Regions from separate parts of the Homo sapiens genome. Here regions 2 and 3 are each linked to region 1. A link is a contact called in ENCODE Hi-C or POLR2A ChIA-PET data. All regions are on one chromosome and are shown on one strand. The core of a region is the stretch at or near the end of the contact, and the rest is flanking DNA. Distances in the headings are between cores, read along the strand shown. Region 1 has its middle 63 kb from the start of CAMK2D. Region 2 overlaps ANK2 (ankyrin 2). Region 3 overlaps ANK2 (ankyrin 2).

The links. A loop is a pair of places that touch in the nucleus more often than their neighbours do. ChIA-PET counts read pairs that join two places held with the same protein, here RNA polymerase II (POLR2A). Pooled maps may share reads with other maps.
Region 2: a map with no recorded cell type shows a loop between it and region 1 (10-fold over the local background). The contact joins two enhancer-like sites. A Hi-C loop is called at or near these places in 5 of 37 single-sample maps with no recorded cell type and 9 of 50 pooled maps. POLR2A ChIA-PET finds 5 or more read pairs at or near these places in 3 of 52 experiments (AG04449, CD4-positive, alpha-beta T cell and OCI-LY7).
Region 3: a map with no recorded cell type shows a loop between it and region 1 (6-fold over the local background). The contact joins two enhancer-like sites. A Hi-C loop is called at or near these places in 2 of 37 single-sample maps with no recorded cell type and 4 of 50 pooled maps.

The regions. Positions count from the first base shown.
Region 1 is chr4:113,822,910-113,826,030 of GRCh38, reverse strand. No RefSeq gene overlaps it. Among named protein-coding and RNA genes, the nearest start is that of CAMK2D, 63 kb to the right of the region's middle. Within about 2 kb of position 1,415, at least 2 of the 41 ENCODE cell types and tissues checked have a DNase peak (open chromatin) inside an H3K27ac peak, as active enhancers do.
Region 2 is chr4:113,354,281-113,357,648 of GRCh38, reverse strand. ANK2 (ankyrin 2) reads right to left here. Exons shown (of 46, transcript NM_001148.6): 38 at 1-3,368. Among named protein-coding and RNA genes, the nearest start is that of MIR8082, 200 kb to the right of the region's middle. RefSeq lists enhancers at 1,479-1,698, 1,046-2,245, 2,675-3,368. Within about 2 kb of position 1,933, at least 12 of the 41 ENCODE cell types and tissues checked have a DNase peak (open chromatin) inside an H3K27ac peak, as active enhancers do.
Region 3 is chr4:113,315,626-113,319,057 of GRCh38, reverse strand. It overlaps ANK2 (ankyrin 2), which reads right to left. Exons shown (of 46, transcript NM_001148.6): 25 at 1,249-1,351; 26 at 438-541. Among named protein-coding and RNA genes, the nearest start is that of MIR8082, 170 kb to the right of the region's middle. RefSeq lists an enhancer at 1,812-1,891. Within about 2 kb of position 2,022, at least 2 of the 41 ENCODE cell types and tissues checked have a DNase peak (open chromatin) inside an H3K27ac peak, as active enhancers do.

The DNA of each region.
Region 1 (3,121 bases), core at 166-2,665:
TTCTTACCACCTTTGCCTCAAACCCTTTCTATATTCAATCCTCCTAAAGCAACACTGTAATTTGAGAAAGAGAGAGAAAGAACTAGGAAAGAGAAGACAGAAAGTCTTATTAGGAGAGAGAGTGACTGGGATCTCCTGAGAGTTTGCACAGGCTCAGCAGGGAGGGGACAGACCTTGTCTAAGACTTTTAAAATAATTTATCCTTTATAAAAAATATAAAATCCTTTAATGCTGGACTAAAAGTAAGCCTCTTTCTCACAACACCTTTTCTGAAAGAGAGAAGATGTGAAACTTGTCTTCAAATAATTAAAGGGCCATAAGATTCAGAAACATCAGGCCTGCTATTTTTAAGAGACACATATATAACAAGTAACAGAAAGGATAGAGGAAAATGCTTATGAACTGGAAATGGATGGAAATGTAACACAAGCTACTTTTACATTTACAAGTTACATTCCCCTCTGCTGTCCTTCATCTCATTTTCCCACTGGCTTTTCTAACTCATGCCATGGTAAAAAACATGTGTCACATATCAACCTATTCACAAAATAATCTCTCTGCTCTTTAGTTCTAACCACAGTTTCCCTGAAGCCTCTGCAGTGGAGGCTGCTGATTCTTTCAAGTTTCATGAGCCCTGGTTTAAGTTCTCGTTTTCTGTGGCAAATGCTGTTTCCTGCCTTATTCCACCAGTCAAATATAAAAATCTGCTCTTCTTAGATTCAGACTAGACAGCTATGTCAACTTTTGTACTCTGTTATTTTTTAGTGATTGCCCTGCATTTACTAAATGCCCTGCATTACTAAATAGAATGAAACTGGTTCATTCTATTAAGTTGGAAAACTTCAGAGTCATACTATATTGAGAGTTTTTCTCTTATCAGTTGAGGTGTACAGCTTCTAAGGTGAACTCATGATCCCCATTTTCTGGCATTCACATCTTTGTGTAATCCACCCCCCGCCCCAACTTTAATCACAGGGCGAGCCTGTAACTTACTTCTAACCAACAGATTATGGCAAAGATGATGGGATGGCACCCTAGCATATGTCTCCTTGCTGGTTTGATGAAGTAAGAAACCATGTTGGGAAAGCTCATATGGCAAAGAACTTCAGGTGACCTCTGGGAACTGCGAATAGCTTCTAAATGATGAGAATTGACTGTAGGAGCTCAAGGCAGTTTCAGCTCACAACCAACAAGAGGCCAGAGCCCTCAATCCTACAACTGCAAGGAAATTCTTCCAGTAATCCGAGTGAGCTTGGAAATAGATTCCTCAACAGTCAAATCTCAAATGAGAACACACTCCAGCCAACACATTAATTGCAGCACTGTAAGACCCTAAGAAGAGAATCCAGCTAGGCAGTAACTGGACTCATGACTCACAGAAACTGTGAGATAATTAATATCGTCTTAAGCCACTGAATTTGTGATTTGTAACACAGCAATAGATCACTAATGCAATAATTTCCCTTTGCATTTCTTTCACAACTACCCACTCTTACAGCTTTACCCTCCATCTTGTCATGCCCTGCAAACTAAAATGTCTGAAAATTTTAGCTAACATTCTCTATAAACATATTTCCTATTTATTCTTTGACTTCCAAGTTGAAGACTTCCAGTAACTTGGTCTTCCTCAGATATCAATCCCTCTTTTAAAAATAAACAAACAAACAAACAAAAACTTTCACAAGTTTCTGTCTTCATTCTCCATGCATCTTGGACCTGGCTGATCATCTGAATTTTCATTTGATTTGTACCATTGCTTCTCTTATACAATTATCCTTTCCTGTCCTTTCCAAACCAAATCACAAAAATGATAATAGTTGCATTATCAACACCGATCTCTGCATACATGAGCACTATTCAAGGAAGCCACACATTCATATTGACACCTTTACAACTTTAGTATGCAAGAAATTGCTTCTTAATCCCAAACTCTAATTCTGAAATCTTAGCCCCAGACACTTACAACATCCTTAATAGTTTTACTTTAATTGCTCATCTTGCTCTTTGTAAAACAAATGTATTTTTGTAAGAAATATGTAGATTATCCTGATTGCTTCAAATATAGTTTTCTGAGGGATGTTTAAAAAGATATGAATATGCTATTTTGAATTACCCTATTTGGACCTTGTTTTCACTAGTAACCCTGTTTATATTTGATATACAAATTAGCATTCATAGTCTTTATAAAGCCTCATTCGCGATATATTTAAATGCCCTGGAGTTCTTGTTTCTATGATACTTTCACCTTTAACAATGTTTTCCATAAGTTATTCATAAGTATTATTACTCAAAAGAAGATGTTGAATTTAAGACAACAAGTTTGATGCAAAAATGTGAAGACCTATTAGAAGAAGATATTATATATTCAACTTACTATATGTTGTACTATCCAGTTTATTTTTTCCCAAAGAGTATTGTTCAACCAATGTGGAGAAGGATTGATGTGAAAAGGGCAACGATTACTGAAAAGTACTATTTGTTTTGAGTTAGAGAAAAGGCATTAGGTAATAAAAAATCTTTTGAAACTGAATAAAATACTTTTAAGAAAGATATCCTCATAAGATACTTGAAAAGAAGAAGTGATTAGTCATGGTTTTTCAGAGGCATTCAGTGAGTGCGGTCAGTGGGTGAGGAAATTGAACTCTCAGTCTGACTTCTGGACCACTCTTTGACATTTGGCCTATCCTTGCTTAGCTGTACTTTACCCTAAAGAAATAATAATTATATGTGCCCCCACAATATTTTCCAAAATGCTTAACATCCTAAAACAAAGGATTCTAAACAAAAAAGCAACTTGATTATAAATATGGACAGTACTATAAATATCAGAGTTGAATATTTTCTGTCTCCAAGAACAGCTTTATTTAGAAAGTCATTATCTACAGATGGCCAAGAATAAATCTTATTAAGATGTGCATGTTTGACAGCATTAACACCCATCAGAATCCAGAGTATTGCATTCCACTGAAGTGAGAGAATTGATATAGTACTTGTTGCCTATGTTAACAAACAATTCATTGAATAATTAATTAAATGGTTGAGAACATTTTTAACTCGTTAGAGTTTAACTTCCAATGGAACATAATGATCAGTGATATTATTATCATTGATCTGAGCAGTT
Region 2 (3,368 bases), core at 684-3,183, 470 kb after region 1:
ACTGTCTGATTGCATTTCCCACAAGGTACTTTCCTGTTGGGATTCCATTTTTATGTCCTGGCCCTCAAAATTAGATTCTTTGCTTAAAACAGTTCCACTAGAGGAGCTTGCCACTACAACGTCTTCAACAGGGGATGTGATGGTAACAGAATACACTTCAGAAGAGTGAAAACTTGTGGTGTGATTTGCATCTGTTTGGGTTTTGCTTTCTTCACTAGAGAAAAAAGATTGGGAAGGGACATTTTCATAAGGGCTAGTGATTTGTGGATCATAGATTTCATCATTCTCAGCTAGGTCAGACACGGGAACATCCATGGAAAATCTATCTGTTTGAGTAGTAATGGATGAGTCTTGAGAGGGGCAGTCCTTTGGTAAGTTCTCAAATGTTTCATCAGTTTTTGTGACCTCTGTTTTTTGAATAGAAGATGTGGCAGATATGTCTTCATCTAATTCTTTTCCTTCAGATACCAAACAATGAGGCAAAGAGGATGAAGATGAAAAGCTTTCACTGGGGCAATCTGCTTGTGGAGATTCTGCTCTAGAAACATCAAGCTCTTCTCCCTCTGTGTCTTTTTCATGAGTGCCTTGGAGAGCTAATGATTCTTTATAGATGACTGGCTGTTCATCAACATCATCACCAGTCGGACTCTGTAGACCTGAAGAGACAGGAGCAGCTGAGCTGCTAGGACTCATGGCCTCACATCCATGGCCATCACAGATTTTTGGCTGATCAGTGTCTCTGTTTAGCTTATCATAAGACCTGTCTTCAGCCTCAGTGGAAACAGCATGACGGTCTTCAGCTAAATGGGATTCAGAATCTTTTTCTTCTTCTGATTTGCCTGGCTCTTCCTGAGTATCTTCATTCATCTTGAAAGTATATTGTTTGGAAACGACAGGCTGGAATTGTACTTCTTCTGGACTGGAATTGGAGTCCATGCTTGATGGAAGTGGAGAAGGAGGTTGTACTCGAATCACTGGTTCTGGTAAAAGGCCTGAGTCAGCACCTTTTTTAAGCTGTGCCAACTCAGGTTCACTTTCTGAGGAGGAAGACACCTTCCTGCTCTCCGAAGTTACTAACACAGGGACACCACTTTCATCCTCCCCACTGCCTGTATGTTTTGGTTCATCCACATCTACTGAACAGTCAGCATCTGGGTCAGAAGATGAAGAAGATTCTTCTTGTTTGGGTTCTTTTTTGTAGTCCCTTTTCTGCTTTGCTTCTTGTTCAAGTTCATCAAACATTTTGATTTTGGTTACCATTTTAAACATCTCCTCTTCAGGTGTGAACCTCTTTTTCTCCCCGTTTTCTGAATCATCCTCCTCTGCACATTCATGAATCACAGCTGGTTTTGGTGTACTTACATCTGTGGTTTTGGGTGTAACCTCATAGCTGACTTCTTCAGAGCTGGGGGTGTCAGGAGAAAGGGGGCTCTTCCCTGAGCTCTCCATGAGCGATGTCTGCTCAAGACTGTCATCCTCAGCACTGCCATCAGGGTCTCGGAGTAGCCGGGACCGCACAGAGGCCACTTCCGTCAAGAGTTCTGTTTTGGCAACAGCTGCAGGAAGAGGAAAGTGACTTGGAAAAATTCCAGCCTTCATCTTTGGTTCAACAGGGCTGCTTTCCAGAGAGTCACGGCAAGGGGATTCTTTCAGAGGACTTGGCTCCAGAGAATCAGGGGTTTTGTGTGAAGAGTTATCTTCTAGCACAGGGCTGGCTTCCAGAGAGTCTTTGTGGCTCACTGCTAATGAGTCATCAGCCACAGCGCTGAGGACTTCGCTATCTCGGCTAGGGAGTGCAAGTTCTAACCCTTGGGGACTTCTAATGACTCCCTGAGGTTTTGATTCAGTTCCTGTATCTGTCTTTACAGAAGCCTCAGGCAGCGGCAAGGCCTTTGTCTCGTCTGAGGTGGCTGTGGATTCTTGAACCTCACTATCAGTTTGTGTCTTGTGGGCTGAACTACCAAAGGTACGTTGACCTTCATCACAGGCTGCCTCCTCAGTCAGTCCTGTAGGTGTCTCTTTAGCTAATGCTACACTACAGCTGCCTGTGCAATCATCTTGTCTTTTAGGGCTTGTGTCTTTGGGAGAGCCTAGAGTGGCCTCTTTCTGAAAACTCTCAGTAGAGGTCTCTGAGTCCTCAGTGACTGTGGCACCTCGCTCTTCAGAGCCACCAGTAATGTCTTTGGTCGTGGGATGCTCTTTTTCTGAACGAATTTCTGTGGTGGTTTCTGTCTTGGTGCTTTCCTTTGTTTCCCCAGTTTGCTCCTCACTTTTCTTTGGTGAGAAAGAAAGGCTTTCTGGGCTCGTCTCAGGGGTCTCTGCTAGGCCTTCATGCTTATAGCTTTCTTCTGAACTAATCTGAGGGGTCCCCTCCATCAGGCTGCCACACGGAGAGCCGGCTACCCCCTCATTCTTTAGGCTTTCAGAACTGCCATCTAAAGCACCGCTTTGTAAAGACAGAGCTGGAAGGAACTCATCTTTCATGTAGTCGAGTGGAAATGTTGTGTTGAAAGGACTAGTGAGTACTTGGTCTAAGTGAAGCTGTGCCTTTTCTGTCTCCTCACTCAGGCGGAATTGTTGGTATTTGTCATTGTCTTCCAACTCTTGCTTAATGACCTCAGAGAAGTCAGTGGAGGTTTTCCTATCTGGGCTGATCTGTAGATCCATGTCTCCCTGCTCATCAGCCATCTTTTCTTTGGGCACTTCGCTCTCTCTGTGGCTTTCTTCTTCAGGCACTGACTGAACAGGTTCAGGTATTTTGTGGCTGAGAACTTTCTCCTTTCCTCCAGCTGCATCTTCTTTCTTAACTCCTATGGAGGAAACACGAACTCCTCTTTTGGATTCTGCTGTGCCCGTTACCGGGAGTCTCTGGCCTCGTTTGATTGTCTGATTCTCTGTTTTCTGAGCTTCTCTCTGGGTTAGTATCGGCCCCTTTTCTTTTTCTACCCGAACTTTACCTTTCTCTTGTGGCTGCTTTTGTTTTGCTGATTTGTGCTCAAAGAGTCCAGTTTTATGTTTAGAAGGGTCCTGACCTGACTGGAAAGCCTTCATCAGCTCCCGAACAGACATGGTTTCCTCAATCCTCTCTGTTTTTGAAGTGGGGGATACAGGTGGTTGCTTTTCTGTTTTGCCAGAAGGTGACACAGGCAGGTGCTTCTCAGTTTTCCCAGCTGTTGATACAGGTTGGTGCTTGTCCGTTCTTCCGGAGGGTGAAACAGGCAAGCGTTTTTCTGTTCTCCCAGGCGATACTGGCGGGTGTTTTTCTGTCCTCCCGGAGGGCGATACAGGTGGACGTTTGTCTGTTTTGCCTGAAGGCGAAACAGGTGGGTGTCTTTCTGTTTTTGTAGATGACACAGGAGAGTGCCTTT
Region 3 (3,432 bases), core at 773-3,272, 510 kb after region 1:
CTGTAACATTATTTGAAATGCATTAGCATCTGAGAAAGGCATTTATTTCATTGAACCAATCAGCTAATCCTAATAAATAGAAACTTTCTAGAAATCACATGATTCAGCCCCTCTTTTTAGGATGTCTTAAAGACAGTACGTGAATAGTAGGAAGGCCACTAGTATATTCCAGTTAGGTAGCAAGCTGTTTGACGCAATTCTACTAGTTGTTTTAAAACAATAGTCAGTTTTTTTAATGCTGAATTCAATCTTTTTTGCTGGTTTGTTGTTGTAGATATAGAGTCCATGTTGGATAAAGCAATGTTATTTACAAGTTTAAACAAAGGGCACCTCCACTGTAAAGCTAGCCACCAGCTAAAGCTACTGGACAAAGCTGTTGTTTTCACTCCCATCTCTTTTTACCTCTTGATCAGGATACATAATATTGATTTACTCACCCTGAATGAATAGGACTAGAAGAAAGAGCCACGTTGTCTAAGTTCTCAGTGCCCCAGCTTAGGCGATAAGAATTCCTTTCTGCCTCCTTGGCTAGAGTTGACACCTAAACACAAAGAACACTGGATTGAATAAACACACTTTGCTTCAATTAAAGTAAAATATAACAAAATATAAAAAGTGTCATCACTGGAAAGTGGTATAACCTAGAAAAACTTACACTTAAAATATAAAACCAATGTATTTACAATGAATCTTTTAAAATGCATTCTCTTTTAAACTGCATTATTTAAATAGATTATATAAGATTACATTCGTGTAATTGTCTTTGAAGACAGTAGGTATCCATCTATTTCCCTATACCCAATCCACCAAAAGTGATAAAATCATAACTAAAATTAAAATATTCCAGAATAAATTTTAAGCCTTTCTCATAGCTAACAATTTTAAATATTGAAAGATATAACTTAACCTGTACCATTCATCTTATACCTTAAATGCATCCTACTTCACTTTTTCCTTTAATGGAGATTTTATTTTAAAAATATAATGTTCATATATAATCTCCACAGAAGAATTCAGTATAGCTGAAGAAATAAGCAGTATGCTTTTTCAGAAAAACACTGCTCATTGAAAAAATCTAGTGAACATTTTTCATGTTTTAGGAAAACCCTCAAATCTCTTATCCTAGCTTCTCAACTGAATTGGGAATGATTTTGGGGGGATTAAAAACTTTCTCAGGACATTTCTAGCATCCAATAATGTTACAAAGCTCTCCAGAAAGCAAAGACATGAAGGCAAAATGTCACATACCTGGTGACTGGGAATCACAACTGAGTCATCCATCACGGCACTGTCCCTCAGGTAGGAGGCATGGCTCAGAGTGTGAGACCTGTCGGAACTGAAGGATCGAAGGCTGGTAGGTTGGCAGGAGGCCATGGCATATACCAACAGCAGTAGCAGGGTTGGGATGACAAAATGATGAGCCGAGCAGGAGAGTGAAAAAAGCGTGCTATTAGCTAACAGCACAACTTCCAGGGGGACACAAGTCTCTGTTGTCCTACCTTTTTGTCCAACAGCTGAACTAACACATCCTTTGACAGGTTCCTACCGCTCAATGGCAAGAGCACAAGGGAATCCAGAAGTTAAAATTTGATACTCCTAATCTGATTCATTTTCTTCCCAGAAATGTTTGAAACCAGCAACTGTAGTTTATTACTGCCAGTACCAGAAATTCACTCAGGAAATAATTCCAGGATAGATTGCTTAAATCTGTGTTAAATGTTAATCTCTCTGCAACTAAGAAAAATATAAGGAGGAAAGTAGATGGCCCTCAGAGAGAAGAACAAAATGAAAGCCCAGTTTCATTTTCGCTTATTATTTTCCATTCTCTCTCTATGCCTCTTTCTCCTCCTCTCTAAACTGTGAATGACTGAATGTTGGTGCATTCCCCTGGAAGGTACAGAGTGAAATGAACTGTGGCCAGATGCATGCTTCCTGCGGAAGTGGAGTTCCTCTTGTTTGTCTCTAGTGACTCCAACAATGCTATTATTTCAAACGAGAGCACTGTCCCCTTTGCATGTCCTGTGTGTGGTGACTGAAGCACCAGAGTGTTGGTTGCCGTGGTGATGAGATGCATGAGCACAAGAAACTGTATCTAAGCTCCAGCCCAGAACACAGACACACCTGCCAGCACAAAGACAAATTGCCAATGGCCACTGACCAAAAATGAGGTTTGGCTTCAAAATGGGATTTAGGCCTTGATAAACCATGCATTACATTTTTGAAAAATCTGAACTTCAAAGTTCTAAATTACACACTCATATGTAATAGGTAAAACTTGACATTTGCATAGATGCAATCTCATTCCTTTTAAATCAATTTGTAAAATCAAATGACAGATTGGTATCTTAAATAAGCTATATTTTATACACTGTAGCTCAAGTATTAAAGATCTGTGTTCAAAATATTAGCCCAAAGCCCATAAGGGAAAAAAAGGAGATACGCAAGCTTTCACAATATTTATAGAAGCAAACTTTCATTTACTTTTAGCTAGTAGGTGTTTGGCCAGTGAAGCACTGTAGAATTATGGACTAAATGTTAAATTAGCATATTTATTAGTAGAAACTATCTTCATTTTGCAAGTATATTTAATTTTGTAAGCCATGTACTATCATATCTATGAGGTGTCAACATAGCCCGCATCAATTGTCTTTGAGGAAATCATCACTTTGTAGGTAATTCATAGTAATCCAGGACCTTCTCCTTCTTATTTTACATGTAGGTATATTCCAAAAAAAGTCTTAAAGGGTAAATGACATGAATAAAAAGAGTTGATTGTCTGATCCTTGCGTTAACACATACATAAATCTGTGTTTACAATAAAACAAAATCTAAATATAACCTGAGAATTAACTATTTTATGTTATGTAGGCTCTTGGAGAAGATTGAGGCTCTTGACAGAGCCTTAGTAATTTCATCAACAAGAGTTTTAGCTCCAGCAATTGGAGGCTACTTATATTACAGATGGTTTTACATTTAGCTTTTGATAGGGGATTAGATTATTGGGAAAAGGGTTAATCTCAGCAAAAGCTTGTCTCAGCTGGTGGAATGGATAATTTGTTTTCCTGCTGTAAATCACAAAGATAGCTAAGATCCACTTGGATGTGTTTTGTACCAGGTGGCACGAGATCAGCAATTCTTTTTTTTTTTTTTTTTTTTTTTTTGAGACGGAGTCTCGCTCTGTCACCCAGGCTGGAGTGCAGTGGCGCGATCGTGGCTCAGTGCAAGCTCCGCCTCCCAGGTTCACCATTCTCCTGCCTCAGCCTCCCGAGTAGCTGGGACTACAGGCGCCTGCCACCACGCCTGGCTAATTTTTTTGTATTTTTAGTAGAGACAGGGTTTCACCGTGTTAGCCAGGATGGTCTCGATCTCCTGACCTCGTGATCCGCCCACCTTGGCCTCCCAAAGTGCTGGGATTACAGGCGTGAGCCACTA